Linked DNA regions of Homo sapiens: all the other regions are linked to region 2. A link is an interaction called in ENCODE POLR2A ChIA-PET data of the cell type or tissue named here. Cell type or tissue: HepG2. All regions are shown on one strand.

Evidence for each region. Peaks named below come from ENCODE experiments on the same cell type or tissue, not always from the same donor. Only the 100,000 strongest peaks of a DNase experiment are listed, where the experiment ranks them.
Region 1: POLR2A ChIA-PET joins it to region 2 with 36 read pairs; 23 of 35 experiments call an interaction of 5 or more read pairs at or near these places.
Region 3: POLR2A ChIA-PET joins it to region 2 with 26 read pairs; 19 of 35 experiments call an interaction of 5 or more read pairs at or near these places.

Annotation. Positions count from the first base shown.
Region 1 is chr3:138,831,091-138,839,090 of GRCh38, forward strand. PIK3CB (phosphatidylinositol-4,5-bisphosphate 3-kinase catalytic subunit beta) reads right to left here and starts at 3,838. Exons shown (of 24, transcript NM_006219.3): 1 at 3,605-3,838. RefSeq lists a silencer at 3,335-4,074. In HepG2, a CTCF peak has its summit at 3,395; DNase peaks (open chromatin) are centred at 2,591, 3,391 and 3,931; H3K4me3 peaks cover 2,770 bases.
Region 2 is chr3:138,910,343-138,918,342 of GRCh38, forward strand. It overlaps LOC124906289 (a long non-coding RNA gene), which reads right to left and starts at 5,640. Exons shown (of 2, transcript XR_007096114.1): 1 at 5,514-5,640. RefSeq lists silencers at 5,096-5,315, 5,726-5,875. In HepG2, CTCF peaks have their summits at 5,229 (motif pointing left) and 5,785 (motif pointing left); DNase peaks (open chromatin) are centred at 4,939, 5,249 and 5,739; H3K4me3 peaks cover 2,144 bases.
Region 3 is chr3:138,820,108-138,828,107 of GRCh38, forward strand. All of the region lies in intron 1 of PIK3CB (phosphatidylinositol-4,5-bisphosphate 3-kinase catalytic subunit beta), which reads right to left. It also overlaps the pseudogene EEF1A1P25. Among named protein-coding and RNA genes, the nearest start is that of PIK3CB, 11 kb to the right of the region's middle. In HepG2, no CTCF peak of the experiment used is centred here; a DNase peak (open chromatin) is centred at 3,814.

The sequences.
Region 1 (8,000 bases), 79 kb before region 2:
ACTAACACGGTGAAACCCCGTCTCTACTAAAAAAAAAATACAAAAAATTAGCCAGGCGTGGTGGCGGGCACCTATGGTCCCAGCTACTGGGGAGGCTGAGACAGGAGAACGGCGTGAACCCAGGAGGTGTGAACTCCAGGCTGGGCAACAGAGTGAGACTCCGTCTCAAATAAATAAAATAAAATAAAATAAAATTAAATTAAATTAAAATTAAAAATAGTGCTAGGCGCAGTGGCTCACGCCTGTAATCCCAGCACTTTGGGAGGCCGAGGCGGCCAGATCACCTGAGGTCAGGAGTTCAAGACCAGCCTGGCCAACATGGAGAAACCCCTAAAAATACAAAAAATTAGCTGGGCGTGGTGGCGGGTGCCTGTAATCCCAGCTACTTGGGAGGCTGAGGCAGAAGAATTGTTTGAACCGGGGAGGCGGAGGTTGCAGTGAGCCAAGATTGCACATTGCACTCCAGCCTGGGCAACAAGGGCAAAACTCAGTCTCTAAATAAGTAAATAAATAAAAACAAAATAAAAAATAAAAATAAATAATTTATTTATTGGGGCCAGGCACAGTGGCTGACGCCTGTAATCCCAGCACTTTGGGAGGCCAAGGCGGGAGGAACACGAGGTCAAAAGACTGAGACCATCCTGGCCAATATGGTGAAACCCCATGTTTACTAAAAATACAAAAATTAGCGGGGCATGGTGGTGTGCACCTGTAGTCCCAACTAATTTGGAGGCTGAGGCAGGAGAATCGCTTGAACCCGGGAGGTCACAGTGAGCAGAGATCGTGCCATTGCACTCCAGCCTGGCGACAGAGAGAGACTCCATCTCAAAACAAACAAACAAACAAAACAGAGGCCCATAAGACTGGGTAACATCCCCATAGCCCCAGCTGTTTTTACCCAGGTTGAGGCCTAAAACCAAGAGGTGACTTCTGACTCCCAGCCTTTTCACAGTGGCTAGCAGTAGTTCTACTGTTGAGTTCAACAGTCTAAGCTAGACAACTGGGAAAACCTCAAGAAAGAACATAATTTAGACTACAGTGTTCATTTTTCACTTTTTTCCATATAGTTGGCTGACATTCACAAAGCAAGTTGAAGCAAAAGCCTTTATGGATGAGTCTTTAAGAACACCAAGAAAGATAGGCAAGAGGTGCAAAATGACAAATCAAAACCCGACTTGATTTTCAACACTTCTAAAAAACACTCCGAAGGTGGTGGACTCAGGGTGTGAATCAGGGGTGTAAATTAGATTTTTGCTTCTTAAGTCATTTTGGCTTTAGTGAATACAATTCCAGTTTAAACCTTTAAGATTTTTACTTTCGGCCGGTCGCGGTGGTTCATGCCTGTAATCCCAGCATTTTGGGAGGCCCAGGCTGGCGGATCATTTGAGCCCAGGAGATCAAGACCAGCCTGGCCAACATGGCAAAACCACCTCTCTACCAAAAATACAAAGATTGGGCCGGGCGCGGTGGCTTCCTCCTGTAATCCCAGCAGTTTGGGAGGCCGAGGCGGGCGGATACCTGAGGTTGGGAGTCCGAGACCACCCTGACCAACATGGAGAAACCCCGTCTCTACCAAAAAAAGTACAAAATTAGCCGCGTGTGGTGGCACATGCCTGTAATCCCAACTACTCGGGAGGCTATGGCAGGAGAATCGCTTGAACCCGGGAGGCGGAGGTTGCGGTGAGCTGGAGATCGCGTCATTGCACTCCAGCCTGGACAACAAAAGCGAAACTCCGTCTCAAAAAAAAAAAAAAAAAAACAAAATTGAAAGATTGGCCAGGCGTGGTGGCACGCCCCTGTAGTCTCAGCCACTAGGGAGCCTGAGGCAGGAGGATCGCTTGAACCCAGGAGGCGGAGGTTGCAGTGAGCCAAGATGGCGACATTGCACTCCAGCCTGGGCGACAGACCGAGACCCTGCCTCAAAAAACAACAATAATTTTTTTTTAAAAAAGAAGCAAGATTCGGTCTCAAAAAGATTTTTTTTTTTTCTTTTTGAGACAGGGTATCCCTCTGTTGCCCAGGCTGGAGTCCAGTGGTGCCATCTCGGCTCACTGCAACCTCCGCCTCCCGGGTTCAAGGGATTCTCCTGCCTCAGCCTCCCAAGTAGCTGGGATTACAAGCGCCCGCCACCACGCCCTGCTAATTTTTGTGTTTTTGGTAGAGACGGGGTTTCACCATGTTGCTTGGGCTGGTGTCGAACTCCTGGAATCAATTGATCCGCCCGCCTCGGCCTCCCAAAGTGCTGGGATTACAGGCGTGAGCCAACGCACCTGGTCAGAAAAAAGACTTTACTTTCTTCCATACCTGCATTCTGAAACTGGGTTAAGATCCTTATCTGACCACCCTTTCCTGTGCTACATTATTATGACTTAAACAGTTCTGCTTTTACCATAAAATCTTACAATGTAGCATAAAAATCCCCAAATGATTAATGAACTGCTGAGACCTCTGACTCGTTGGAGACAATTTTATTACGAATCATATCTCCAAACTTCCATTCAGTGCTTCAAAATAAGTACTCATTTAATTATCATGACTTCACCAGACAGTCACACTGCCCACAATGATGTTTACAAAAGCACTTGTCACTCCCTTTGGATGTAGCAATGCAGAAAAAAGAGTCTGTTTCCATACTCTTCGTGTGTTTATAACTCTGTAACAAGTGGCAGAGTTCAAGTGTCACTTGAGATGAAACAGCAAAGCACTTCAAGTTTACGTCCCACCATCTTTCATCCTAAGCGAATCCCGAATTTGCTCGGTTTCATTTCAGCAGTAATTCCCACTCAGTACCTGAGACAGGGTTCCAATTCAGCCCTGCGGGAAGAGACTGCAGGATTCTAGTAAGGGACTATAGGATTCTATTTTGGCCACTGCGAGGTTAACAGGCTCCAATATTAAGCAACTCCAGTATCGGTTACTGCAACACCAGAGCAGATCGGAAATAAATGTGCCCCCAAACGCACGCCAGCAGCCAGGAATTAGCAATAGCTAACACGAGATGCTGCAGCAGGGGTATCATTTACTTAGCACTTGTTCAGTTATGCCTAACCTCACAACAACCTTATGGTGTATGTATTATTATTTCCATTTAACACATCAGGATATTTTGGCCCAAGGCCCCAGGACTGGTCAGCAGCGGCGTTGGGATTCGAAAACATGTCCATAACCTAATAACCCTGGGTCCACGCCTCTGAAATACACTTCTGCGCAAAAAGGCACCTGAGGGTCGGGAAGTTCCGGAGGTGTCCGCATAGACGCGGGGCGCGAGTACGCCGTCTCTCCACAGAAACGCCCCTCAGGAACGGGACCCAAAGCGACAGTGACCCGGGACGCCCGGCAGCGTCTCTGCCGCCCAGGGGCCGGGGGGCGCCACTCACCTTGGAGAGCCCAGGGCGGGCCGCAACCAAGCCAGACGCCCCCACCGGCCGGTAGGCGGTTATCCTCCAAGCTGGCAGGAAGCGCGGTGCAACCACAAGAGTCGCCAGCGCCGCAGGTAGCGGCAAGCTAGAACGCACCGCCAGCACGCCCGGGGGCACCGCAGCCGGCGCCGCGACCCAGCCGCCCCTCAGCCGCGCCGCATCCGGGTCCCGGCCGCCGCACTCACCTGCCTGGCGTTCCGCCGCCGCCGCCTGCTACTATTCCAAGTGCGCAGTCAGCAGCCCAGGCCGCCGCAACCGCTCCACTCCGGCGCCCCCATCCCTGCCTCTCTCGATCACCTCCCGCCTGCCCCGCGCAGCACTACACTCGCCCCCTCCCCACTGCCATGGCCCGCTCCGCCGCAGCGCCGCACAGGCCGACAGAGCACGCGCGCGCCGCCGCCGAACCCGCGCCCGTGTGCGCGCGCGCCAGCCTCTCAGGCCTGCATCCCAGCAGCCCCCGCCCCGCCCTGCGCCGCCCTCGGGCCAATCCCGGGCCCCGCGGTGGCGGCGGCGGCGGCGGCGGCAGTTGGGCTGGCAGGGTGTGGGGAGAGGCCTCACTGCCGATTCCTCTACCGTTGCCAGCCCGGCTGCGACGCTGCTGCACGGCCTTTCCTAACTCTCTTTGCGACTCCCAGAGGACTGCGGAATAGGGAATCCCCGGCAAGTCGCCTTCAGGAGAGACCCATCACCCGCTGCGGCCTCCATAACCTCCTCCCGAGAGATTCCGCTCTTCCTAGGTTCCTTGCTGGCCTTTTCTTCCCAGCCCTTCTCCCTGTTCTGCGACATGGACTGACTCCTAAATTCTTGGACGCAGCACTTATTTTTTTCCCGATACCCGTCTCCGTCTTTCACTCCCTTTGTGAGGATAGGGCGCTAGCTCGGCTGCCTCACAGCTGGCCCTTCAGTCCCTACACTGTGAATGGTTGTTTCTAGGGAAAAGTCCAGGCTTTCAAGCCCAAGATTCTTGTTCTTTGTTCAATTTTGCAGTAACAACACCTAACATTTGTCTGCAGAGCCTTAAACTTTACCCCTTTTTGCCTACCTTGTTTCCTGTTACCTTTGACCCCAACCGCGAAAAATCACAGTCCTCTTTCTAGTGGGACACTTAAATTTTACTTACTGAAAACCAACATTTTAACTCACTCCAAAGCTAGTATATTCTAACGTAATGCTCCTATATTACCCTGGACAAATAGTTGAGTAGTCAGGGATAAAATCTAGAAGTACAACATAATAAAAAGCAAACGTGACAAATCAATTAAGTGACAAACCAATAGTTTATTTGAGAAATGATCCTAGTTTTTTTATTTTTTATTTATTTACTTATTTTGAATGAGAGTTTCGCTACTGTTGCCCAGGCTGGAGTGCAATGGCGCGATCTTGGCTCACCGCAACTCTGCGTCCCCCGGTCAAGCGATTCTCCTGCCTCAGCCTTCCTGAGGATTACAGGCATGCGCCACCACGCCTGGCTAATTTTGTATTTTTAGTAGAGACGGGGTTTCTCCACGTTGGTCAGGCTGGTCTCGAACTCCCGACCTCAGGTGATCAGCCCGCCTCGGCCTCCCAAAGGGCTGGGATTACAGACATGAGCCACCGTGCCCGGCCAATGATCCTGGTTTTAATTGACTTTCGATTTAAAGCAAGAACATTGAAAAATAAATTCCAGAAGAGGCTGTAATACCAACACTTTGGGAGGCCGAGGTGGGCAGATCACTTGAGCCCAGGAGTTCACACCTAGCCTGGGCAATATGGCGAGACTGACAAAAATGACGTGAGTGTGGTGATGTGCATCTGTTGTCCCAGCTACTTGGGAGACTGAGGTGGGAGGATAATATGAACCCAGGAAGTCGAGGGAAGTCGAGGCTGGTGTGAGTCGAGATAGCACGGTAGCACCACTGCACTCCAGCCCGGGAAATAGAGCAAGACCCTGTCTAGGAAAAAAAAAAAAAATCCAGAAGAATTAAAAAATATAAAAATTTACAAAACAGAAACTTAAGAGGAAAAAAAAATTTTTTTTTGAGACAGTCTCATTCTGTTGCCCAGGCTGGAGTGCAGTGGCACCATCTCAGCTCATGGCAACCTCCACCTCCCAGGTTCAAGCAGTTCTCTTGCCTCAACCTCCAGAGTAGCTGGGATTACAGGCACCCGCCACCACACACGCCTAATTTTTTTTTTCTTTTTTTGAGACGGAGTCTTGCTCTGTCGTCAGGCTGTAGTACAGTGGCACAATCTCGGCTCACTGCAACCTCCGCCTCCTGAATTCAAGGGATTCCCCTGCCTCAGCCTCCCAAGTAGCTGGGACTGCAGGCGCGCACCACCATGCCCGGCTAATTTTTTGTTTTTTAGTAGAGACGGGATTTCCCTGTGTTGGCCGGGATGGTCTCCATCTCTTGACTTCGTGATCTGCCCGCCTCAGCCTCCCAAAAGTGATGTGATTACTGGCCAATGAGGCAGAAATTTTAAGCAAGACAGGAAGCCCAGAACCATTATAGAAAAAAGAAAAATATTTGCCTACATAAATATTTTGAAGGTTTTGCATGACCTCACAGTGATAAGTTTTGAAAAAGAAAAAACACAATAAGTTGGGAATGATGGCTCACACCTGTAATCCCAACACTTTGGGAGGCCGAGGCGGGTGGATCACCTGAGGCCGGGAGTTTGAGACCAAGCCTGGCCAATATGGTGAAACTTTGTCTCTACTAAAAATACAAAAATTAGCTGGGCGTGGTGGTGCGGGCCTGTGATCCCAGCTACTCTGGAGGCTGGGGTGGGAGAATCGCTTGAACCCAGGAGGCAGAGGTTGCAGTGAGCTGAGATTACGCCATTGTACTCCAGCCTGGACAACAGAGCAAGACTCTGTCTCAAAAATAAATAAATAAATAAATAATAGAAATGCATGGCCGGGTGCTGTGGCTCACTCCTGTAATCCCAGCACTTTGGGAGGCCAAAGCGGGCAGATCACCTGAGGTCAGGAGTTCAAGACCAGCCTGACCAATATGGTGAAACCCCGTCTCTACTAAAAATACAAAAATTATCCGGCCATGGTGGCGGGCATTTGTAGTGCCAACTACTCGGGAGGCTGAGACAGAATTGCTTGAACCTGGGAGACGAAGTTTGCAGTGAGCTGAGATAGTGCCACTGCACTCCAGCCTGGGTGACAGAGCTAGACTCCATCTCAAAAACAGAAAACATAAATTAATTAATTAATTAATTTAATTAAAATCCATTTATAGAACCTCTTTTATGTTAGAGATATAATGTGTTGGCCAGGTGTGGTGGCTCACATCTGCAATCCTAGCACTTTGGGGGCCAAGGTGGGTGGATCCCTTGAGCAATTTTTTAATTTTTATTTTTGAAAAAAGATATAATGTGTTTGCCATATTTTTCTGCAGTTCTATTCCATCTATTGTGTTTTTTCTTTTTCTTTTCTTTCTTTTTTTTTTTTTGAGTTGGAGTCTCACTCTGTCGCCAGGCTGGAGTGCCGTGGCATGATCTCGGCTCTCTGCAACCTCTGCCTGCGGAGTTCAAGCGATTCTCCTGCCTCAGCCTCCTGAGTAGCTGGGACTAAAGGGGTGCACCACCACGCCCAGCTATGTTCTTTTTTTTTTTTTTTGTATTTTTAGTAGAGACAGGGTTTCACCATGTTGGCCAGGATGGTCTCAATCTCTTGACCTTGTGATCTGCCCACCTTGGCCTCCCAAAGTGCTGGGATTAGAGGCCATGAGCCACTGCACCCGGCCTTATGTTTCTTTTTCTTTTCTTTTTTCTCTTTTCTTTTCTTTTGAGATGGAGTCTCACTCTGTCAACCAGGCTGGAGTGCAGTGGCATGATCTCGGCTCACTGCAACCTCCACCTCCTGAGTTCAATCGATTCTCATGCCTCAGCCTCCAGAGTACCTGGGACTACAGGCCCACACCACCACACCTAGCTAATTATCGTATTTTTAGTAGAGACAGGGTTTCACCATATTAGCCAGGCTGGTCTGGAAGTCCTGACCTCATGATCACCCGCCTCAGCCTCCCAAAGTGCTGTGATTACAGGTGTGAGCCACCGCGCCCAGCTGCTTTTTTTTTTTCCTGAGGGAGTGTCTTGCTCTGTTGCCCAGGCTGGAGTGCAATGGTGCAATCTCTGCTGCTCACTGCAACCTCCACCTCCTGAGTTCAAGCGATTCTCCTGCCTCAGCCCCCCGAGTAGCTGAGATTACAGGCACCTGACACCATGCCCAGCTAATTTTTATATTTTTTTAGATTCGGGGTTTCACCATGTTGGCCAGGCTGGTCTTAAACTCCTGACCTCAGGTGATCTGCCTGCCTCTGCCTCCCAAAGTGGTGGGATTACGGGTGTGAGCCACCGCACCCAGTCAACAATAAGAAACTTGAGAGATGAGATCATCCTGGATGTAGGATGGGTCCAAACCCAATGACAAGTGTCCTTATAAGAGAAGGGGAAAGAGAGATATGACACAGAGAAACATAGAGAGGAGGGTAATGTGAAGAAGGAGGCAAAGGTTGGAATGATACATCTACAAGTGGAGAACACCAAAGATTGCTGCCTCTGTTTCTCCGCTTCCTCAACTGCCTT
Region 2 (8,000 bases):
ACCCTTGGTAATTATACCCTTCTTAGACTGGGGTTACTACACATGTCCATTCACAATTGCAATGCGGGGGAAAGGTGCAGTGGCTCACGCTTGTCATCTCAGCACTTTGGGAGCCCAAGTGGGGGCAGATACCTTGAGCCCAGGAGTTGGAGACCAGCCTGGGCAGCATAGCGAGAACCCCATCTCTACAAAAAATACAAAAATTAGCCGGACGTGGTGGTGTGCCCCTGTAGTCCCAGCTACTTGGGAGGCTGAGGCAGGAGAATCGCTTGAACCCAAGATGGAGTGGGTGGCGGGGTCAGGCGAGTCGGGGGCGGAGGCTGCAGTGATCTGAGATTGCCATCAATTACTCATGCTGTTATGGGGACTCCTTCTCTCATCAGCTAGACACTGGTGAGTAGCTATAGTTTGTAATTCAATAGGACCCTTGTTGTGTCCCCTGGCAAGAGTGCAGCGCCTTCGGGGACTAGGGTCTCTAACCTTGCAAAGCCTAGAGTCGCGGGGACAGGAAGCACAGAGTGGGTCATTGGGACTGATGGTAATGGGGCTACTCCTCTTCCCTGGCTTAGGTGAGCTATGGCCTTGTGGCAATCTCCCTCTACCCCACTTGGATTAGTTTTGCCTCCTCAGGTTGCCTCTAAGCTCCAGGTTCCTGGCTTTCCACTCTGGAAAGCTTCATTGTTTCCTCCGGTGTGCTTTGTTTGCTGTTTGTTTTGACTGGGCAATTATTCAGAAGATTCAAAATTCAAGAGGCACAAAACAGCATTTTAATGAAAAGTCTCCTTCCTACTTCTATTTTCCAGCTATCCAAGTTCCCCTCTACAACAAATGTTTTCAATTTTTTAGATACCATAACACACCTTTTTTACCCAGATGGTAACATACTATACACATTGTTCTGTACCTTGTGTGCATGTTTTTAAAAATTTGCATACAGATGAGATTAGATCTTAGAAAGCATTTCAAATCAGTACGTAAAGAGATTTCTTTTTTCTTTTTTGAGACAGAGTCTTGCTCTGTTGTCCAGGCTGGAGTGCAGTGGTGCCATCTTGGCTCACTGCAACCTCCACCTCCTGAGTTCAAGTAATTCTCGTGTCTCAGCCTCCCGAGTAGTTGGAATTACAGGCGTGCGCCACCATGCCAGGCTAATTTTTTGTATTTTTAGTAGAGACGGTGTTTCACCATATTGGCCAGGCTGGTCTCGAACTCTTGACCTCAGGTGATCTGCCTGCCTTGGCTTCCCAAAATGCTGGGATTATAGGCATGAGCCACCGTACCTGGCCCCTAAAGAGATTTCTTATTTAATTTTTATGGATAATTTTTGTGTGTGTCTGTGTGTGTGAGAGAGAGAGAGAAAGAAAGAGAGAATGTACTATAATTTATTTAACCAGTCCACCAATTGATAGGTGCTTGGTTTTTTCTTATTCTCTGTGATTACAAACAATGTCGTAATTAATAACTGTGTACATTCCAGGTATGTGAGTATATCTGTAGAATAAACTTCTAGCAGTGGAATAGCTAGGCCAAAGGGTATTTAGATTTGTCATTTAACAGTTAATTGCCAAAATCACCTTTCATAGGGATGGTACAAGTTTGTCTTCTGCCCTTAATGTGCCTGTTTCTCCAGAGTTTTGCTGATTCAAGATGTTAACAAACCTTTTTAATCTTTGCCAGTATGAAAGGATAAAAATAATATCTCAAAGTTGTTTTAATTCATTAAGATTAGCCATATAAAGCTGCCGTTTTTAAGGTAAAACTAATCGTTGAATAGTAGCAATTTCATATTCTTTTATTTCTTTGTGAGATTGTAGATCTCAGTTTTTTTTTCGGATTTCTTCTGTTTTTAATTTAATTTTTTTATTTTTAAAATTTCATTAGCTTTCGGGGTCCAAGGGATTTTTGCTTGCATGGAGATGGACTGGGGGCCAAGACTTACAGGAACCAGATAAGACGCCTGAAAGAGTATGGTTAGATGGGGCAAAGCTAGGAAACTCTTGGGCTCAGCTAGGCCTGATAGGATCAGTATGTGTTGCTCGGTCTCCTCTAGGCGCTTGTGTTTGTTCCAAATCTAGCAGAACAAGCTGCTTCAGCCCAGCCCAGAGCACTAGCAGGGATGAAATGATGGGAAACTTGGGCTCTGCACATCCAGAAGTCTTGTAGCTCTGCTGAGCTCAGACTTGGAGTTACTCCAAGGGGCTGCCCCATCACATTTTGTTTGTTGTGAGCCTCAGAGCCCCAAGAGCCTGTCCTATCTTCTTTCTCTCTCTGTGGCGCTCAATAAGTACTTGTCCTGTCCTGTCCTGTCCTGGGCACTGAGGGTGGAGAGAAGAAACAAAGCAGAATGAGGGGGTGTTCTACCTTCAGGACTCACCATTATCGGAGGCTATCTCCTTGGGGGTCCCCAGAGCAGCCCCCTGCCCTCTCAAAAGTTTTCATGACTCTTATTGTGAGTACCTAAGCTTTTCTTTGTCTTTTTTTTTTAAATTGAAGACGATTTTACATGTAATTTTCCTACATCCGCACATCTAGACCTGCTTTGATAACTTTAAAGGCTACATAAGCTTTCACTGGATGGATACATCATAATTTTTTAACAATTCCTGTGTTGATGGACATTTAGGTTGTTCTTGCCTTTGACAGCACTGCCACAAACCTTTTTTTATGATTCTTTGTGCAAATGTGCAAGTGTAACTGTTGAATAAGCTCCTAAAAGTAGAACTGTTGGGTTAAAAGATGTGTGCATTTAAAAAAGTTGATTAGTATTGACTGACTGTTCAGATAACAGCTCAAATTGTCTCTCATTGGAGAAACAGAGGCCCCCAGAGGCCAAGTCCCCTCCAGTCCTCCCTATGTCACATATCCCAATGTTCCACAGGACTCACTGCTTTTTCACATTTGGTCTGACTTGCTGATATGGGTCTCAAATTGTCTCCCATTAACACAATCTTCTTAAAATTACATTTTCTTCTATAGTATGGATAGACCATAATTGGATTCATTTCCCTATTGATGGAACTTTATTGAGGTTGCCTCGGGATGGCGCTATGCAGATAATTTTGCAAAGAGCATTTGGGGCAGTCACGGTGGCTCATGCCTATAATCCCAGCATTTTGGGAGGCTGAGGCGGGAGGATTACTTGAGGTCAGGAGTTTGAGACCAGCCTGGCCAACATGGGTGAAACTCCACCTCTAACAAAAAATACAAAAATTGGTTGGGTGTGATGGCAGGCGCCTGTAGTCCCAGCTACTGGGGAGGCAGAGGTGGGAGAATCTCTTGAACCTCGGAGATGGAGGTTGCAGTGAGCTGAGATGGCACCACCGCACTCCAGCCTGGACGACAGAGTGAGACCCTGTCTCAAGAAAAAAAAAAAGAAAAAAAGAAAAAAAAAGACAAATTGCACTTCTGCCCAAACCCTTGCCTGAGCTAACAATAGTAGCTAACATGTATTGAACACTTTCTATGTGTCTGCCCTGCCCTTTGCAATGTATTAGCTCAAAACTCCGATTAATTAGATATTTTTATTAGCTTAATTTTACAGATGTGAAAGCTGAGGCAGACAGATAAATGGCATGTTCAGGGTTTTAGAGCTGATAAGAGACGGGGTTGGAGTTAAAATCCACGTTCTAGTTCCAGTCAGTGGGCCTGCCTGACCACTGTGCAATTCCTGGCTGCAAGTCCCAGCCTGGGGCTTTGGGTGCAAAGGGTGGCCATATTTAAAAGTGAGATGCTGTCCAATTACTCTCCCAAAGGGCTATGCCATTCTCTGGTACCACCAGAGTAAGAGTGAGGCCCTTTTTCTCTTCAAGGAGTATGTCTTTTTCTTTTTTTTTTTTCTTTTTTTTTTTTGAGACGGAGTCTTGATGTGTTGCCCACGCTGGAGTGCAGTGGCACGATCTCGGCTCACTGCAAGCTCCGCCTCCCTGGTTCACGCCATTCTCTTGCCTCAGCCTCCCGAGTAGCTGGGACTACAGGTGCCTGCCACCACGCCTGGCTAATTTTTTGTATTTTTAGTAGAGACGGGGTTTCACCGAGTTAGCCAGGATGGTCTCAATCTCCTGACCTCGTGATCCGCCCGCCTCGGCCTCCCAAAGTGCTAGGATTATAGGCGTGAGCCACTGCGCCCAGCCAGGAGTGTCTTTTTCTTTTCTTTTTTTTGAGACGGAGTCTCACTCTGTTGCCCAGGCTGAAGTGCAGTGGCGCAATCTTGGCTCACTGCGATCTCTGCCTCCTGGGTTCAAGCGATTCTCCTGCTTCAGCCTCCCGAGTAGCTGGGATAACAGGCGTGCGCCACCACGCCTGGCTAATTTTTGTATTTTTAGTAGAGACGGGGTTTCTCCATGTTAGTCAGGCTGGTCTCCAACTCCTGACCTTGTGATCCGTCCGCCTTGGCCTCCTAAAGCGTTGTGATTACAGGCGTGAGCCACCGCACCTGGCAGGAGTGTGTCTTTTTCATTTCCATATCCCTGGGTGTAGGGGATATGGAAATGAAATATACCCCACATAAGGTCCAGCATGGAGCAGGTAGGTGCCTGTGGGACGGCTGGATGGATGAATGGATGGATGAAGGGGAGCAGACAGGTGTGGAGAGAGGGAGGACAGGTCACACCAGAGGGGCCATTGCTCAGTGTGGCATCTTGCCTCTAAAACTCATTCATTTAACACGTTGAAGTGTTCCTTATTTTTCGGTTCCTAGCTGACTCGCCCCTTCCTGGAGGGATCTGCTGAAGCGTCCCTCTCCGATCAGAGCCTTCCCTGACCTTCCTGTCTCCACCGCACCATGCATTCCTCACCCTCCTTATCCCGCTTAGTTTTTCTCCACAGCATCTATCCTCACCGTACATGCATTTACACTTCTGTTTTGCTTATCGTTTTCCCCATCCCCGCAGGGGAGAATAGGAACCTCACTAGGGCAGAGGCTTTGTTTGTTCACTGATTCATCACCGGGACTTAGGACATTTCCTGCTGTTGTCGCTCAGTCAGTATTTGGTGAATATGGCCCCTGTTATTCACTGTTCCAGGAGCTGGGAGTGCAGCGGCGGGCGGGACAGAGACCCCGCCTTCAGGGCTCGACATTAATCCTGCCTGAAGGTGGGAGCCCGAAGAGCCTCTCCCAGCCCTGGGCTCCAGATCACTTTGTCCCTTCCTAAAGAAATCTAAGGCTGGCAGCGACGGCTCTCCCTTGGGCGCAACAGCCGCGCCCCCGGCGGCAGGCCCGCCCCACAGCGCCCCCTGGCGGCCCCGAGCGCGCCGCACTGGAGCCCCGCGCTCCGCAGGCGAGCTGGAAACCCCGGGAGCTCCGGGGCCATTTCCTCCCAACTTTCGGACACTTCTGCTTTCGCCCGGGGCGGGAAGAGGAGGAGGGCTGGGGGAGGGCGCAGCGCAGGGCGGGGCAGGAAGGCTGGGGCTCTGGCGCTTTCTGCCACGGCGTCATCTGGAAGACCCGCTTTTTCAAGGGCGAAGACCCCACATTCTTGGAGGGCCTAGCTTTCCTCCGGGCCCAGCTCTACACTCACCTTACGCCTCTTCTCCCCGCGGGAGGTGAGGGGTTGCGGGGTCACAGGAGGAGGCGAGGGCCGGGCCAATGTTCGTCCTGCCGCCCTACGTCCCCTAGGTCCTGCACCAGGGTTTTGGGGCCAAAGCAAGCAGTGCCTCTGTGTTTGGGGTGGAGCTTCTTCACGGTCTGTGAACACTACGCGCAAGCCCTCGGGCGCGGTATGGGCGAGTGCCCTGCCCTGGCGGGGGTCCCAGGGATCCGCAGGGAGGGGAAGGCCTCCGAACAGAAGTCAGGGCGCCACCTGGCGGCCGCAGCCCACAGCCCACAGCCCACAGCCCACAGCCCGCAGCCCGCAGCCCTCAGAGCCCAGACGCGCCTTAGGGGCCGCTTGGCCAGCGGGATCTGCAGACCCTAACCCTCCTGCAGGATCCCGGGCCCATTTCCCGTAGTGGTTGCGGGCCTGGGTCACTGACATACGTAAGGTATGACAATCCTACGCTAAGGTAGGATTGGACTTTGAAGAGCTGAGCAATGGCTGGGCATGGTGGTTCACTCCTGTAATCCTAGCACTTTGGGATGCTGAGGCAGGAGAATCGCTTGAGCCTAACAGTTCGAGACCCTGCCTCTACAATAAATTAAATAAATAAATAAATAAATAAATAAATAAATAAATAAATAAAAAAGGAGCCAGGTGGGCCTGGTGGTGCGCGCCTGTACTCTCAGCTACCCGAGAGGCTGAGGTGGGAGGATCTCTTGAGCCTGGCAGGTCCAGGCTGCAGTGAGCTGTGATTGCACCACTGCGCTCCAGATTGAGCGATAAAGTGAGACCCTGTCTCAAAAAGCAAAACAATATATAAAAGAGCTGAGCACCGACCAGTCCAAGCATGAGAATGGCTTCTGTTGCTGTTGGAACTGAAGTTTCCTGACTTCATGGATGCCCTGAGGGCTCAAAATGGCTTTACCTCCTCTCCATAGTTCTCTTTTTTTCTCCTCTGTCTATATTGTTCCTTTTATTCAGTCTTGATAAAGTGTGTGTGTGACAATAAAATGAATACATAGTCGCTATTTTTAAAAATGGAGAAAGTTCCTGTGGTTCCTGTTGGAAGTTTTCCCCTTCCTGAGAACATGGGTCTGTGCTCACTGGAAATGCAGGTTTGCTGGTTCTCCTTCCTTAATCCTGGCAGGACTCTTGGCCCGGAGTCAAGTCCACTCCCCTTCCTGGTGTGGGCAGGAATGGCCCATTTATCTCCAGGGCTGGAAGCACCTTGGAGGCAGCTCTGGAATTGGTGAGGCTTTGGGGGTGGGAGGTAGGGGGTGTCAGAAGGGAGGCATTGGGCATCCTCAGATGTTTCTCACTTTTTTCCTTTTGCATAACTTGATTAATTTTTTTTTTTGTGAAGTTCTTGCCCATTCAAAAACAGTTTTATTTTATTATTATTATTTTTTTTGAGACAGGGTCTCACTCCGTCACCCAGACTGGAGTGCAGTGGCACAATCACGGCTCACTGCAGCCTCCACGTCCCTGGGCTCAGGTGATCCTTCCACCTCAGCTTCCTGAATAGCTGGGACTACAGGCGTGCATTGGCTAATTTTTTTTTTCTCTCTTTCTTTCTTTTTTTTTTTTGTAGAGATGGGGTTTCACCATGTTTACCAGGCTGGTCTTGAACTCCTGGGCTCAAGCTATCCACCCCGCTCTGCCTCCCAAAGTGCTGGGATTACAGGCGTGAGCCACTGTGCCTGGCCAGTTTTATTTTATTGTAGTAGGTTTGCCTGTTGTTTCGTCTTATTTTTTTTCAGACATGGTCTCACTCTGTCGCCCAGGCTGGAGTGCAGTGGTGTAATCTCGGCTCACTGCAGCCTTCACCTCCTGAGTTCAGGTGATCCTCCCACCTCAGCCTCCCAAGTAGCTGGGACCACAGGTGGGTACCACCACACCCAGCTAATTTTGTTGTTGTTGTTGTTTTGTAGAGATGAGGTTTCGCCATGTTCCTCAGGCTGATCTTGAACTCCTGGGCTCAAGTAATCCCTGCCTTGGCCTCCCAAAGTGCTGGGATTACAGGTGTGACCCACCGCGCCCGGCCAGTTTTATTTGCTTGTATTAGGTATACCTTGTTTTATTAGTAGCCACTCATAACACGGATGCCCCCTTCTCAGTTGATCTGATTTTCTTACAAAGGGTCACATCAGTGATGGGCCAGTATCCCAGATCTGGGGTGGCAGAAACCAAGGTTGGTGGTCCACTTTCCCACTTTGGTCAGGGGTGTCCAGTCCAAGAAGTCCAGATTCCAGTAATAGGAAAGTTAGGCTGTCTTCTCCTTCTCTTTCTCCTCCTCCTTCTCCTTCTCCTTCTCCCTCTCCCTCTCCCTCTCCCTCTTCTTCTTCTTCTTTCTTCTTCTTCGACAGTCTCCTCTGTAGCCCAGGCTGGAGTGCAGTGCCAAGATCTCAGCTCACTGCAACCTCCACCTCCCGGGTACAGCCTCCCAAGTAGCTGGGATTACAGATGTGT
Region 3 (8,000 bases), 90 kb before region 2:
AACAAATCTTTGCTTTGCAAGACTGTTGCACACTTTATATTACTAAGGCTAACATGACTGGCCTTTGCACACTAAATGCTAATATATCCCCCAATAATTGTACAAGCTAAAATCGTCCCCTGCTCTCATTCCTGAAACAGCCCCTAAACATCAGTCAACCCCAGATGAGAAACACTGACCTACATAATTCACCTTTCACATCTCAATTCAAACATCACCTCAGAATTTCCTGTTACAATATTATTACATTACTCATTAATAGGAATAAATGTAATAACAATGATAGTATTCCCCACATATTGTAACCACACCTTTGTGGTTTTTTAACCTAACTCATTTATGTGGTAAAATGATTCCACATCAGTACATAAACACTTTCTTCATTCTGTTTGTTTGTTTGTTTTGAGATGGAGTCTTGCTCTGCTGCCCAGGCTGGAGTGCAGTGGTGCAATTTCAGCTCACTGCAACCACTGCCTCCGGGGCTTAAGCAATTCTCCTGCCTCGGCCTCCCAAGTAGTTCAGATTACAAGTGCGCACCACCACACCTGGCTAATTTTTGTACTTTTATTAGAGACAGGGTTTCACCATGTTGGCCAGGCTAGTCTAGAACTACTGACTTCAGATGATCCACCCACCTCGGCCTCTCAGAATGCTGGGATTATAGGCATGAGCCACCGTGCCTGGTCCACTTTCTTCATTCTGTTAAATGGCTACAGAGCATTCAATCATAGGAACGTCCTATTTTTTTTAAAGTAATTCCCCTAGTGAAAAACATTTAAGTTACTTCAGGAATTTTGCCATTATAAACAATAATGCAACAAATAGCCTTCACCATACATGATTTTCCACACATGTGAGTATACCAATAGGATAATGCCTACAAAAAGAATTAATGGGGGCTGGGCACGGTGGCTCACGCCTGTAATCCCAGCACTTTGGGAGGCTGAGGCGGGCAGATCACGAGGTCAGGAAATCGAGACCATCTTGGCCAACATGGTGAAACCCCGTCTGTACTAAAAATATAAAAATTAGCTGGGCGTGGTGGTGCGTGCCTGTAATCCCAGCTACTCAGGAGGCTGAGGCAGGAGATCCCTTGAACCCGGGAGTCGGAAGTTGCAGTGTGCCGAGATTGTGCCACTGCACTCCAGCTTGGCGACAGAACGAGACTCCGTCTCAAAAAAAAAAACAAAAAACAAAAAAAAAATTAATGCTCAGGGCTGAGCAGGGTGGCTCATGCCTGTAATCCCAGCACTTTGGGAGGCTGCGGCGGGTGGCTCACCTGAGGTCAGGAGCCACTGGACCATCATGTACAAATTACAGAGATATTAGACAATACTTGTGAGCAAAATGAAGACCTAAAACCCAGAAGCTCCTCAGTTAGAAAAAATATTAATAGCCTGGGCATGGCGGCTCACGTCTGTAATCCCAGCACTCTGGGAGGCCGAGATGGGTGGATCACCTGAGGTCAGGAGGTCAAGACCAGCCAGACCAACATGGTAAAACCCCACCTCTACTAAAAACACAAAAATTAGCTGGGAGTGGTGGCAGGCACCTGTAATTCCAGCTACTTGGGAGGCTGACACAGAAGAATCGCTTGAACCTGGGAGGGAGAGGTTGCAGTGAGCCGAGATGGCGTCACTGCACTCCAGGTTGGGCAACAGAGTAAGACTCCATTTCAAAAAATAAAAATAAAAATAAAAAAAGGAAAAATATTAATAATGGAATGGTGAGTGAATGTGCACATCAAGAGTTAAGACAGCTTGGCCGGGTGCTTTGGTTCACACCTGTAATCCCAGCACTTTGGGAGGCTGAGGCTGGCAGATCACTCAAGCCCAGAAGTTTGAGACTAGCCTGAGCAACATGGCAAAATCTTTCTCCATGAAAAATACAACAAGTAGCCAGATGTGGTAGCACACACTTATAATCCCAGATACTGGGGAGGCTCGCTTGAGCTCAGGAGGTCCACACTGCAGAGAGCCAAGATGGTTCCACTGCACTCCAGCCTGGGTGACAGAGCAAGACCCTGTCTCCAGAAAAAAAAAAAGAATTCCAGTTGGCTATCCCCAGGAACTCTTGCTCAAAATTTAAGGGGAATGATAACTAGCTCATAAATATGGAACTTGACTTTTGAAAATATATAACTAGGCCGGGTATGGTGGCTCACGCCTATAATCCCAGCACTTTGGGAGGCCGAGGCAGGCAGATCACAAGGTCAGGAAGGGCAGATCAGGAGTTCGAGACCAGCCTGGCCAATACGGTGAAGCCCTGTCTCTACTAAAAAATACAAAAGTTAGCCGGGCATGGTGGCATGCACCTGTAGTTCCAGCTTCTCAGGAGGCTGAGGCAGGAGAACAGCTGGAACCTGGGAGGTTCAGCCAAGTTCACGACACTGTACTCCAGCCTGGGCGACACAGTGAGACCCCGTCTCAAAAATAAAAGAAAAAGAAAAAGAAAATACGTAACTGCAGCCAGGTACGGTGGCTCAACACTTTGGGAGGCTGAGGTGGGTGGATCACCTGAGGTCAGGAGTTCGAGACGAGCCTGGCCAACACGGTGAAACCCCATCTCTACTACAAATACAAAAATCAGCCAGGCGTGTGGCATGCGCCTATAATCCCAGCTACTTGGGAGGCTGAGGCAGGAGAATCGGCTTGAACTCAGGAGGCGGAGGCTGCAGTGAGCCGAGATCACGCCACTGCAAATATATATATATGAAATATATATACAAAATATATATACATGAAATATATATACGAAATATATATGAAATATATATATGAAATATTTATACATGAAATATATATATGAAATATACATGAAACATATATACGAAATATATATACATGAAATATATATATATATATTTGCAGTGGCGTGATCTCGGCTCACTGCAGCCTCCGCCTCCTGGGTTCAAGCCGATATTTATCACTGCAGAAAAACGTTTTAGTTAACAAACTACATTTTTTTTCAGATAACACAATGGCAACAATTTGTAATGGTTTATGAAGCTACAAGAAAACACTGACTTTAATAGAATCTAAATACAACACCTGCCCATGGTCCCAGCTACTCTGGAGCCTGAGGTGGGGGGATCGCTTGAGCCCAGGAGTTACAGGCCAGCTGGGCAACACAGCAAGTCCCCATCCCTAAAAAAATAAATAAATAAATACAAGGCCTATACTAAATCAAGAATAAACAATTTTAAGTGATCATATTTCAACTATTTAATGAAATATGAATAGTTATTGTATAACTATGAACACGTAACTTGTCAGATGTAGTAGTAGACTGGCTACAGAAAAAAAAAAAAGCAACGGTCGGGCAAGGTGGCTCACGCCTGAAATCCCAGCACTTTGGGAGGTAGAGGTGGGCAGATCACGAGGTCAGGAGATCGAGACCATCCTGGGCAACATGGTGAAACCTCGTCTCTACTAAAAATACAAAAATTAGCTGGGCGTGGTGGCGCATGCCTGTAATGCCAGCTACTCGGGAGGCTGAGGCAGGAGAATCACTTGAACCAGGGAGTCAGAGGTTGCAGTGAGCCGAGATGGCGCCACTGCACTCCAGCCTGGCGACAGAGCGAGGCTCTGTCTCAAAAAATAATAATGAAAAAATTTTTTTAAAATAAAAAAACTATCAGTAGGCTAACTTATTAAACAGTAAAGGAAAACTTCAAATCGGGTTATAATTCTGATCATCTGAAATACTGATTACTTAAATCACAAGAGCTCATTCATTTAAGCAAGTAAAGTACAAATGTATCAAAATGGAGTTTGAGCTCTTGTTGACAGTTACCAATGACTCAGCAGGTAAGGAATTCATGGAATTCAGGTCTTCATGGTCTAGAAAGCACTGTAGCTAAACCACCCAGTTAATACCAAATCATCTGCTGGTTATCTAACTCCTTCCATCTTTTCTCAACTTCACAACTGCCATTACTTCTAAGTGGCAGGAGAAGAAGATAAATTTGAAATCAGTAAATATTATAAATTAGTTATTAGAAATACAAGAAAAAACTGTGGTCAGGAATGTGGTTAAACTGTAGTTTAAAACAAAGCCTTTGGATTACCCATGGATTTAGTTTAATCCATATAATCCTCCCCCTGCAGGCATGGATAATCAGGATCGCATTTCCCTTGAGGGCAAATCAGCATTTGCCTGGTGGTCTCCTGAATGCCTGAAGCACCAGAAGACAAACTACAGGACCAGGGATGCTGTCCTTGGGTTTACACTGGGGAGAATTCTGAGCTGCAGACCTATCTCTAGCAATACTATAATATAGGAGATGACTGTTGAGATTCACATTCTTGATTCCAGCAGTAAGCCAGCTACTCCCAGTTAAAGGGTCAACCTCAGGTGATCTGCTAAATATCTGAGGAGCTATTAAAAGAAAATAAGGAGATATGGCCGGGCGCGGTGGCTCATCCCTGTAATCCCAACACTTTGGGAGGCCCAGGCAGGTGGACCCACCTGACGCTGGAGTTTGAGACCAGGAGAATCACTTGAACCCGGGAGGCGGAGGTTGCAGTGAGCCAAGATCACGCCATTGCACTCCAGCCTGGGCAACAAGAGCAAAACTCCACTTCGGAAAAAAAAGAAAAGAAATGAAGGAGATATACATTCTCGGGGAGAAGGGGGGTCACAAAAAGAAAGATCCTAGGCTGGGTGCCATGACTCACACCTGTAATCTCAGCTCTTTGGGAGGCCAAGCAGGCAAATCACCTGAGCTCAGGAGTTTGAGACCAGCCTGGGCAACATGGTGAAACACTGCCTCTACAAAATACCAAAAAAAAAAAAAAAAAAAAAAGTTAGCTGGGCATAATGGTGCATGCCTGTACTCCCAGCTACTTGGGAGGCTGGAAGGATCACTTGAACCTGGGGAGGTCAAGGCTGCAGTGGGCCACGATTGCACCACTGCACTCCAATCTGGGTGACAGAGTGAGACCCTGTCAAAAAAAAGATTTGAGAAGGCAGCTACAGAGATGGGAAAGGACTCCTTCAAGTATGCCTGGGTCTTGGATAAACTGAAAGCTGAGCATGAACATGGTATCACCATTGGTATCTCCCTATGAAAATATGAGAACAGCAAGTATTACGTGACCATCACTGATGCTCAAGAAGACAGAGACTTTATCAATAACATGATTATAGGGACATCTCAGGCTGACTGTGCTGTTCTGATTGTTGCTGCTGGTGTCGGAGAATTTAAAGCTGGTATCTCCAAAAATGGGCAGACCTGTCAGCATGCCCTTCTGGCTTATATGCTGAAGTGTGAAGCAACTAATTGGTGTTAACAAAATGGATTCCACTGAGCCACCCTACAGCCAATACAGATATGAGGAAATCATTAAGGAAGTCAGCACTTACATTAAGAAAATTGGCTACAACCCCGACACAGTAGCATTTGTGCCAACTTCTGGTGGGAACAGTGACAACATGCTGAAGCCAAGTGATAACATGCCTTGGTTCATGGGATAGAAAGTCACCCATAAAGATGGCAATGCCAGGGGAACCATGCTACTCGAAGCTCTGGACTGCATCCTACCACTAACTCATCCAACTGACAAACCCTTGCATCTGTCTCTCCAGGATGTCTACAAAACTGGTGATATTGGTACTGTGCCTATAGGCCAAGTGGAGACTGGTGTTCTCAAACCCGGAATGGTGGTCACCTTTGCTCCAGTCAATGTTACAACTGAAGCAGTCTGTTGAAATGCACCATGAAGCTTTGGGTGAAGCTCTTCCTGCAGACAATGTGGACTTCAATGTCAAGAATGTGTCTGTCAAAGATGTTCATCACGGCAACGTTGCTGGTGACAGCAAAAATGACCCACCAATGGAAGCAGCTGGCTTCACTGCTCAAGTGATTATCCTGAACCATTCAGGCCAAATCAGTGCTGGCTATGCCACTGTACTGGATTGTCACACAGCTTACACAGCTTGCAAGTTTGCTGACCTGAAGGAAAAAGATTGATCACCATTCTAGTAAGAAGCTGGAAGATGGCCCTAAATTCTTGAAGTCTGGTGGTGCTGCCATAGTTGATATGGTTCCTGACAAGCCGATGTATGTTGAGAGCTTCTAGGACTATCCTCCTCTGGGTCATTTTGCTGCTCGTGATATGAAACAGAGTTGCCGTGGGTGTCATCAAAGCAGTGGACAAGAAGGCTGCTGGAGCTGGCAAGGTCACCAAGTCTGCCCAGAAAGCTCAGAAGGCTAAATGAATATTATCCCTAATACCTGCCACCTGAGTCTTAATCAGTGGTGGAAGAATAGCCTCAGAAATGTTTGTTTCAATCAGCCATTTAGGTTTAATAGTAAATGACTGGTTAATGATAACAATGCACTGTAAACCCCTCAGAAGAAAAGGAGAATGTGTTATGGACCATTTGGGTTTTTTTTTTTTTTTTTTTTTTGGCATGTGGCAGTTTTAAATTATTAACTTTTAAAATCAGTAGTTTTTAATGGAAACAACTGGACCAAAAATCGGTCACAGAATTTTGAGACCCATCAAAACAAAGTTTAATGAGAAAAAAAAAAAAGATATGGTAACTCTAAACCAAATAGTTCAGAGCATACATACACATACATTCTTACAACACATACACTCTCTCACACACGTGTGCAATGGGAGGGTCTCAGATTCAAAAACTAAGTTGTCTAATTAAACTAAAAATTCCTGGCCAGGCGCAGTGGCTTATGCCTGTAATCCCAGCACTTTGGGAGGCCAAGGCAGGCGGATCGCCTGAGGTCAGGAGTTCGAGACCAGCCTGACTAACATGGTAAAAACCCCGTCTCTACTAAAAATACAAAATTAGCTGGGCGTGGTTGTGGGCACCTGTAATCCCAGCTACTCGGGAGGCTGAGGCAGGAGAATTGCTTGAACCCAGCAGGCAGAGGTTGCAGTGAACCGAGATTGCACCATTGCACTCCAGCCTGGGCAACAAGAGCAAAACTCGGTCAATAAATAAATAAATAAATAAATATTCCTGATCTCTAAAAATACTAAATACGATTGAATACAGGATCAAACTACCACATCCTAAAACCAGTCCCCTTCAGTCAAGACCAAAATTCAAGGCCTCAAAAGGACAAAACAAGGTGGTTTTGTTTGGTTCCTTATTTTCAAAAAGACTAATGATTCAGGACGCAGTGAACAAAATTCACACTCGTTTTTGTCATTAATTGCTTAATGTCTAAAGGCTTGGTCTTTTCAGGGGTAGAGCACCTTAACGAAGATTGAGAGAGTTAAGAACGCCTAATAGAAGGCTGGGTTCAGTGGCTCTAGCCTGTAATCAGAGCACTTTGGGAGGCCAAGGCAGGAAGATGGCTTGAGGCCAAGAGCATGAGACCCAGCCTGGGCAACATAGCAAGAGCCTGTGTCTTCTACCTAAGAAATTTTTTTTTTTTTTAGTTAGCCAGGCAGGCATGATGGTATATGCCTATAGTACTATTAATAACCACTTAGGAGGCCGGTGCAGGAGGATCACTTGAGCACAGCAGTTCGAGGTTACGGTGAGCTACGATTGTGCCCCTGCACTCCAGCCTGGGTGACAGAACCAGACCTGGTCTCTTCAAAAACAAAACAAAAAGGCCGGGCCCGGGGGCTCACACCTGTAATCCCAGGACTTTGGGAGGCCGAGGCGGGCGGATCACAAGGTCAGGAAATCGAGACTATCCTGGCTAACACGGTGAAACCCTGTCTCTACTAAAAAAATACAAAAAAAAAAAAAATTAGCCGGGCGTGGTGGGGGCGCCTGTAATCCCAGCCACTCAGGAGGCTGAAGCAGGAAAATGGCGTGAACCTGGGAGGCGGAGCTTGAAGTAAACTGAGATCGCGCCACTGCACTCCAACCTGGGTGACAGAGCGAGACTCCGTCTCAAAAAAAACAAAACAAAACAAAAAAAGGTACCTGATAGAATAATAACTCTAGGGTCTCTGGTTACTGTCTAATTTGCCCAAATCCGGAACCAAAAAAAGGGGGAAGTGTGTTCAGGATAT